2 separate regions of the Mus musculus genome follow, and region 2 is linked to region 1. The links are chromatin contacts, found by Hi-C or POLR2A ChIA-PET in ENCODE. All regions are on one chromosome and are shown on one strand. Each heading gives the region's core, a stretch centred on a gene start or an enhancer-like site at or near the end of the contact. The rest is flanking DNA. Distances are from core to core; before and after follow the strand shown.

The links. A loop is a pair of places that touch in the nucleus more often than their neighbours do. ChIA-PET counts read pairs that join two places held with the same protein, here RNA polymerase II (POLR2A).
Region 2: a map of v-Abl transformed pro-B cells shows a loop between it and region 1 (3-fold over the local background). The contact joins the promoter of Olfr95 here to the promoter of H2-M10.6 in region 1. A Hi-C loop is called at or near these places in 2 of 37 maps with a recorded cell type or tissue (mouse embryonic stem cell and v-Abl transformed pro-B cells). POLR2A ChIA-PET finds 5 or more read pairs at or near these places in 1 of 5 experiments (embryonic stem cell).

The regions. Positions count from the first base shown.
Region 1 is chr17:36,810,009-36,814,625 of GRCm38, reverse strand. It overlaps H2-M10.6 (histocompatibility 2, M region locus 10.6), which reads right to left and starts at 2,451. Exons shown (of 6, transcript NM_201611.2): 1 at 2,380-2,451; 2 at 1,871-2,140; 3 at 1,365-1,640; 4 at 542-817; 5 at 313-415. The coding sequence starts at 2,449. The coding sequence ends at 315.
Region 2 is chr17:37,209,197-37,213,813 of GRCm38, reverse strand. Olfr95 (olfactory receptor 95) reads left to right here and starts at 1,963. Exons shown (of 1, transcript NM_146513.1): 1 at 1,963-2,901. The coding sequence starts at 1,963. The coding sequence ends at 2,901.

The DNA of each region.
Region 1 (4,617 bases), core at 1,202-3,701:
GACAGAGGAGAAAACACAATGGAACATAGTAAGTAAAGAGGACTAACTGGCCTTCTTTAGGTTTGTTCTCAGCAGGGACCTTCTCTGTGACATCTTTCTGTCTGTGGGGAGTCACAATCAGATCTCCATCCCTTCTATCAAGAGGGCAGTGGACCTTTCTATATTTCCTTTATGCTTTATGATAGAGTTAAAGTCAGCACACAAGTCCCAGTGCGTGAGTGGATACATCTTTCCTTTAATGGCCAGGTACTTTTGTAGCTTGGTCTGCAGATCTGTAGAGAGACAAGTATTCAGACACTGCCCCTTTCTTACCTTTAATTCTTCCATACCAGAAAAATCACCACAGTTCCCACCACCAAAGCTCCAAGAACCAGGCCGATGAGAATTGCTATGATGGGGATGGTGTGTGGAGGCTCTGAGGATGGAAAAGAAGGAAGAGTGAGGAGTCTGACCCTAGCTCTCAACCCTGATCCTGCTCTGGTTCATCAAAGAGCTCACACAATTCCTGACAGCAGTGTGTGTGCTCACACCCACTCCTTACCCCATTTCAGAGTGAGTGGCCCAGGTAACCCTTCATGGTTGACATGACATGTGTATCTCAGCTCTTCTCCAGGAGGAACCACCACAGCTGCCCACTTCTGGAAGGTTCCATCCCCTGCAGGCCTGGTGTCTGGCAGCTCCATGTCCTGGGTGTGGTTTTTTCCATCCCTCTTCCAGGTCATGGTGATGTCAGCTGGGTAGAAACCCAGGGCCCAGCACCTCAGGGTGACATTCCCTTCAGGTCTTACATGGTGGGTCACATGTGTTCGGGGGGCATCTGAGGGGAACAATTGGAAAATTCATGTGTTTTGTACTCCTCCGGGGGCCTGAGCAGTGCTCATGGGACCATCTCTGGAAAGGATGGGAGACTTGGATGAGGGAGGGAGCAGAGTCCACACAGAAGCCTAAACTCAGGTTCTGGGTGAGCTATTGTTTGGAATATTTTACAATAACCATGAACCAACTCAGCGCAGGTAACTCTGGGTCTCCCTCTAGACAAATAGACTTCTGATTCTGACTGGGGAAGGGGTCTAAGGACTCAGCAACCCTGGAGTCAGACATTCAATGTCATCGTGCATGGACAGTGATCAGGCCTGAGATGGAAGGCAACTGCTGTTAATGGACACACTGAACTGTCCTGGGAGAAGGGTGAATCCTCTGGAGAGTCCCTCTCTCATGTTGAGTCAGGAAACCAAGGAGCTCTCTTTCCCCTTTGATGCAAGACAGTGTAAGCATTCCAGCTGCTCCCTGCTGAGGAGGAGGCCTCAGGGAGGCAGGATCTCCAATCTCAGAAACCAGAAGGGGTTGGCAAGGGTGTCTCTTACCAGAGTGCAGCAAGGTCTTCTTTCCAAGGTCCAGGCATCTAAGAAGCCTTTCCACGCATTCCCCTAGCAGGTAAGTCCTCCAACTTTCTGTCATGCCTCCTTGCTCCTGGTATGTCTTGAATTTTTCACCTACTTCACCCTCTGCAGTCCAAGAGTTCAGGTCCTCATTCAGGATTAAGGAATCATATCCATAGTATGTGAGCCGGTAGTGACCTTCGAGGAAGCTCCCATCATTTGCCACGTTGCAGCCATACACTTCCTGCAGGGTGTGATAACCTGCCCCACCCCCATTCAGCCTTTGGTCACTATGAGGCTTCTCTTACATCCTAGGATTTTGTCCCCAACTAAACCCCTAACCAGGTAACAGTCTGTAGTTCTCTGGCTCTAAAGTCACCAGGTCCCTTTGGCTATGGCTGTATCTATGACTTGGGGACCTAGAGTGGAGCTTATTGGGTCAGACCATTAGGGCACTGAGGACTTATGGCCTCAGCCCTGAGATCACTTACCATTATTCTTGTCTTTATTTGCAGACATCATGTACTTAAGAATTCGTCTTCCTGACAGTGAGAAGCTCAGGGCTTTTGCTGTCTCTTTCTCCCAATATTCAGGTGGCTCCTGCTTCATCCAAGCAGCCCGAGGTTGCATCCTTGCATTTGGTTCTTTGCTGTCGAATCCCTGAAACTGTATGGAGTCTACGTATCCGACCTGGATGAACCGGGCCTCCAACATGCCAGGCTCCAAAATCACAATGTTGAAAATCTGCAGCCAGTGTGAGCCTGCGGGTGGTGCACATTGAGACCCTGACTTTTCAGCCTGGACCCAGAGCAGGTTGGTAGAGAGTAGAACAGGAGTGATTGTGTGTTTGTGGACCTGGGGTGCAGGAGAGGGTCAGGGGTGATCCAGCTCAGAGATCAGGGAGGGTCTGATTATTCAAGGAAGAAAGTGGAGAGGTGAGGATTTCAAGTGCTGTGTCCTGTTCCCTAAAAGGCCAGTTCCCTCCATGCCTCTCACCCACCTGCACAATACTGGGTCAGGTCTATTGCCATCAACAGGAGGAGGAGGTCCCAGGGTCCAGGCTTCCTCATCCTCTCTGATAAGTAGGGCTTCAATCAGGCTTGGTATCTCTTCACTTTATAACCTGCTGTGGCTGATGCTGATTGGCTTCTCATAGATTTCCCAAAGGTAGTGATTTAGACCTGATGGGGTGGGTCTTGGAGAGACCAACTCCTGGGTGTGGGGGATGTCTAGGGTACTGCTTCCCCACTTTGCACCTGTTATACAGCTTTGTGTTCTGGCATCAGTGTCTAAGAACAAGTCTGTCCTCTGGTCCAAGTTTCAAATCCTTGAGTCCTAGCCCAGAGGCCTGTAAGTCAGCAATTGTCAAACATTTCAATGTTAGAAACTCTGTACATGCTTACACATCGTGTAGCCTTCTGTGGTGACTGTGCTTGTGTGGATTATGTCAATCCATGTCTATCATGGTAGGAATTAGATGTTTTGAGAGTTTTGATTCCATTCAGATATTGATAACTAATTGCATGTAAGCTGAATAAAGGAGAAAGAACTGTTTTCCAAAAGGAAATGAAGATGTCAGCAGAGCCTTTTAGATATTTACCATTTCTGGGAGTCCTTATTTTCATCTTCCCTCCCACAGATCATAGAATTTTGTGTCTTCCTTTTAGCAGGTTGTTTTTGTTTTTGTTTTTTTTAATTTGAAACATAGAAAAATTCAGTTTCACAGATATATTTTAGGAGAAACAATTTTATTACTCACTTTTATTTGTATGTATATTTGTGTGTTTCTGGGTGTATGCAAAGAACAGGTACTCGAAGGTTCCAGAAGAGGTAGTGAGAAACCCTGCATCTGGAGTTAAGGAACAGAACTGCCAGATTCAAATGCTGGGAAATCAACTGTGGTCATCTGCAAAGCAGCAAGGTCCTTCATATCAGTTTTCTTTGAAAACAGTATCTCAGTTTGGAGCCCTGGCTGACCTGGAAGTGGTTATGTAGACCAGGCTGGCCTAGCGCTTAGACATCCATCTGTTACTGGCTCCAAATTGCTAGGAATAAAAGTAATTTGCCAACCATTTGGATTAATTGTAAATTTTCCTCATTGATAAGTCACTAAATGGGCACAGGTGGCACTTTCCTTCCTCAAGGTTGTCCACACTGAGGACATCAAACATCCCTGAATTCTTCATTATTGGCTGCATTCATATCCATAGGAGAATCTTGCACACTGAATGTTAATGAATGTCATTTTGAAGTAAGACGTTCTTTGACTAAGTCCTTTCAGTACAAATTGTCAAAAACTCAGTTATTAATATGGCCACATATTTTCCATAGAAAACGTTGAAAACATTAATCAGGCCCTAAGTTGATGGTGAAGAATTCCAGTACTCAAAAACCCTAATGCTATCTTGGGAGCTAAGATATTATCTTTATTATAGTCAACTGGAGAAGGGATCAATTGGTGATGAATGGACTTTTTGTTTTATGTTGTGGGAGGAACAATACATTTCTAACCATATTGGCATGGAGTTCAGGCTGGGCAGGAAGAAGAACTCTATCATCCCTGTGTGGCAGCAGATACAGGTTCAACATTTTGGAGAAATAGTTGTTCCTTAGGCAGGTCCTTTTTTCAGCTATCTGGAATGAGATCCACTACAAATAAATGAGGATCATCTAGACTGGCTGCTGTACAGTTCTGTGAAGTGTGTAAGAACCTCTGTTCATGTCACTTCCAGTGATGTGACTCTGAGTTCAGTCCTGGATGATAACAATTCAATCCTGGTTGGAGGCTCTGGGGCCAGGGTTGGGAATGCTGCTCTGAGATGTCAGGTTGCAGCATTCTGCAGCCTATGATTTGCCTGGAGGTGAGGTTTTCCTTTTGGGAGTCTTGGAACAAGCTTGAGCGATTCCCTAGTGATCACCTGTTTTGTTTTCTGATCTCTTATTAATGGCCTTCCCACTGCTGCTGGCATATGTGACTCAGTGCATTATCCAAAGCAGTGGTTTTCAACCTTCTTAATTCTGGAACCATTTAATATAGATACTCATGCTGTGGTGACCCCCAACCATCAAATTATTATTATTTTTTACTACTTCATGATTGTAATTTTGTATTTTAATCACAATGTAATTATTTGTGGATACAGAGGTTTGCCAAGGAGGTCGCGACCCACATGTTTAGAACCACTGATCTAAAAGGCTATGGTTAAGTCATTGTTGAGACATAGGTCCTAGTTAATTA
Region 2 (4,617 bases), core at 714-3,213, 400 kb before region 1:
TCTGCAAAAGTATAGTTTAAGGGGAGGTTTGTAATCAGGGCAGCAAACACTGGCAAAGAGGTTCCCTGTCCTTGGCTTGGTCAGTGGGATAGTGGTGGTGAACTGTTTTAAAAGAGTTAAGGGTAGCCTGGTCTACATAATGAGCTCTAGGCTAACTAGAGCCTCAATGAGATCCTGTCTCAATAAATAAATGAAAATAAAATAAAGTAAAACACCGTAGACAAAAAAAAAATCAACTTCTGACCTCTATGTGTAGACACATGAACACATAAACACACGTACACTCATACACTATAAAATCATTATTGAACAATATCAATGAATAATGTATTAATAATAAGTAGAATTACTGGCTTTGTAGATGTAGTGACATCTACAATGATGGAAAGAAGAAAATAATGAGGGGAAAAATAAAAACGGCTGACCAAGGAGCATATATGAGAGCTAAGAGAGAAACCCATAACCCTTGAAATTGTCTGCAGAAGGTTCTCCCAGGCCGTCCTGAGATCCCTGCCACCTAAGGAACAGACTCCAAAATAACATTAATTAGTTGTGTGAGGCTCTCCCAATTGTAAAGCAGATTGTACTGGGAGACTCAGGTCCTCAGAGACATAAGGAAAATCCTCCTGCTGAGGGACCCATGTTGCAGAGGGTGAAAAATTAAGGCAGTTACCAGGCACCACCTGCTTTTATCAATGGCTATTTTTCCAAGTAGGAAAACATTATACAGAAGATGTACAGGAAAACACAGGGAGATCCCGGATAAAATAAAGCAGGGACTGACCTGCAGCAGACCTAGTGTGTGGGTGGGCTCATGATTCTAATGTGAGCATTTATAATTTTGCACACCATTTGAATTTATGTATCTGCTAAAGTTTATCTTTTTAGTTGTGTATATTTTATTGTATATAGTGACTTTCATGTTATTTGTAATGATGTTTGTGTATGTACATAATATATGGTACATTTGTGACCTTGAATGAACCTGGCTTCTGAGATTATTAATTTACTCTTCTTTGCTTAGATTTAGAAGTGCAACATGTTAGTGTTTGCATCTCTTGTCTTGTGTACAGGGTCTGGGCATTCTGTATGTATCATGATATAAAAGGATGAGTCTGAGAAGCACCAAGATGAGGAGATGAGCAACTGAAGGAGGCCTTGTATTCCACTGCATTTTTATTACAGAGCTCTTCACTCATATAACCAGCTAATAGCTTTATTTCCTGCAGCTGCCTGAAAGAGCTGATTATTTTGAGTCTTCCCTGCCAAACTGTGAGCTCTATTTGAGGTAAGATAATAGCAAATAAAAAGACGCTTCTGGAAGATGGGAAAGAATGGATCAAAGAAGAGAATCACTGAGAGGAAGAAAGAAATATTGGAGAATAAAAAGATAACGAGTTTAGAGAAAGAACAGGACAGAAAATGCCCTGATTTGGAATAGGATTTTTTTTTCCTGCTCTGAGTGTGAATCAAATGTCCATTCATTGGGGAAGGAAATGTCCACCCCAGCCAAGACAGGAAATGGTGAAGCATGAAAAAGCTGGATATAGTGGTGACTTATGGTAATTCCAGTGCTCTGGAAGCTGAGGCAAGAGGATCGAGGTGAATTGCAGACCAGTGTGGAATATAGTGAATGCTGGGCCTTCCTGGAATATAATTGAAACCTAAGGGAGAGAGAGAGAGAGAGAGAGAGAGAGAGAGAGAGAGAGAGAGAGAGAGAGAGAGAGACTAAGCCAGAGAAGAAGAGTCTGAATTCAGTGTGTACTTCTGAGAATGAGGATAGTACAAAAAGACCAGAAACAAATATCCATCCAGGGTTCCTAGGATGACCTGGGTATAACATGGGCTTGTGCCTGGACATCTCAGTTCTAAGCCTTGATAGCCTAAGAAAAAAGGAGTACCCAGGCAGACACAGTGGTGGCTCTTCTCCACCCCTCTCTCTTGACCAAAGGCTGAAGCAAGATGGGCACCAACTCCTCTCTGGTTACTGAGTTCGTGCTGGTGGGCTTCTCACGTCTGGTCCACCTGCAGGGCATCCTCTTCTCCCTGTTCTTGACCGTCTACCTGCTCACTGTGGCAGGCAATCTCCTCATCGTGGCGCTAGTCTCCACAGATGCAGCGTTGCAGTCTCCCATGTACTTCTTCCTCCGCATCCTCTCAGCCCTGGAGATCTGCTACACGTCGGTCACAGTCCCCTTGCTGCTGCACCATCTGCTCACTGGCCGGCGCCACATCTCGCGCTCTGGCTGCGCTCTGCAAATGTTCTTTTTCCTTTTCTTTGGTGCCACCGAGTGCTGCCTGCTGGCTGCCATGGCCTATGACCGCTATGCTGCGATCTGCGAGCCCCTGCGCTACCAGGTGCTGCTCAGCCGCAGGGTTTGTGTGCAGCTCGCGGGCGCCGCGTGGTCTTGCGGGGCTCTAGTGGGGCTGGGCCACACCTCCTTCATCTTCTCCTTGCCCTTCTGTGGCCCCAACGCTGTCCCTCACTTCTTCTGTGAGATCCAGCCGGTGCTGCAGTTGGTGTGTGGAGACACCTCGCTCAACGAGCTGCAGATTATCCTGGCTGCCGCCCTTATCATCTTGTGCCCCTTTGGCCTCATTCTTAGCTCCTACGGACGGATCCTGGTCACCATTTTCCGCATCCCATCCGCTGCTGGTCGCCGCAAAGCCTTCTCCACCTGTTCCTCCCACCTGGTAGTGGTGTCTCTCTTCTATGGTACTGCCATCTTTATCTATATCCGCCCTAAGGCCAGCTATGACCCAACCACGGACCCCCTGCTGTCCCTCTTCTATGCTGTGATCACCCCCATCCTCAATCCTGTCATCTACAGCCTGAGGAATGCAGACGTCAAGGCCGCCCTAAAAAGAAGCATCCAGAAAATGGGGCCCTCCGAGATTTGACAAAGGGTGGGAGGTGACTCTTGAACAGAATTCCGTGTTCCACATTACCAAGGATCAAAGGAGAGAAGACCTGGAACACAGACTTACCTTAAAGAGCTATTGACTCCCTCAACATTCACTCATCTATTCTGTCTTCTGTTACAAAGGGTTGATTTTGCCAAAGTAAATTGGCCCAGAGGTGGTGGCAGTGCATGCCTTAAATTCCAGAAGTCCAGAGGCAAAGGCTAGGAGAAAATCACACACACACACACACACACACACACACACACACGACTATGGAGGTGATAAAATTTTCACCTATATACAGAGCAATAGTCCTGAACGTTATCTGGCATTGAGACATAGGGTTACTTCCAGACTGTATACTAATTCAGTATTAGTATACAGTTATATATAGCTAGCACACATAAGTAGATCCATAGAGGAGGAGGAGGAGGAGGAAGAGGAGGAGGAAGAGGAAGAGGAGGAGGAAGAGGAGGAAGAGGAGGAAGAGGAGGAAGGGGAGGAAGGGGAGGAGGAGGAGGAGTAGGAGGAGGAGGAGGAGGAGGAGGAGGAGGAGGAGGGTAATCTGTCCCTAGTAAAAACAAATCTCTTAAAAAGTGAAAGGCAATCAGAAAGAATCATGGAAGTCAGATCTTATTAACGCTAATACAGCATAGAGTTTGAAAGGATTAATATTGATGCACTTAAATTCAAGTATTTTATTTGGGGTTTTTTGTTGGTTTTCTTGTGGTTCTTTTTTGTTGTTGTTGTTGTTTTCGTTTTGTTTTTCACTGTTTTGTTGTTTTGGGGTGGGTTGGGGGAGTTGGTTGGTTGGTTGGTTTGTTTTGTTTATTTGTTTTTTTTATTGGGCTTATAAACCTTTTTTTCCATTTTTTATTAGGTATTTAGCTCATTTACATGTTTATTTGTTTTTGTGTTGGTTGGTTGGTTGGTTGGTTGTTGGTTGGTTGGTTGGTTGGTTGGTTGGTTGGTTGGTTGGTTAGTTTTTGACGGAGTCTGCTAGAGCTCTGGCAGGTGTCAAACTCATTATGTAAACTAACCTGGCCTTAAACTCCTGATTCCCCACCTCTGCCTCCCAAGTGTTGAGATTATAGATGTATGCCACCACACCTGGCTTGAATTCAAATCCTAATTTTTTTTTTCAACTAATCAGCTGTGTGATCATAAACAAATGAAATTGTCTGCACTTTAAATCTTTATCCATAGAACTTAAATTACAAAGAAGTCAATTACTCTGAGAGCTTGTGAAAACCCATGCTACATGGGTATCTCTACAAATATTTTTAATAGTAAGTCAGACAGATTTGTACAGAAAGCAGTGTCCATCTCACAGTGTGTGCCTTTGCTGGGGGAATAAGGGTATTTTTATGTCGATGAGGTTGGTACTTAGAAAACTCAGAGGAAGGTAGAGAAAGATATCACACAAGACTGCAGGAAAATGCCCCCCCCCCCCCGCCGCCCCCTGCATCAGTGAAACAAACCAAGAGCATCCAGGACACTGAAGAGGAATATAATGGCCCTGAAATACAAGAGCCCGCGGGAGACAGTTAATAATGAAAAGTTCTGGTGGTGCAATCCACAACCCAATGCTTTGGAGGCTGAGGCAGGAGGACTACTGCAAGTTCCAGGCCAGTCAGGGCTACAGAATAAAACCCTGTCCAAAGAAATAAGAGTCTCCCCGGGGATCAAGAGGACACCAATGATTCCTAATAA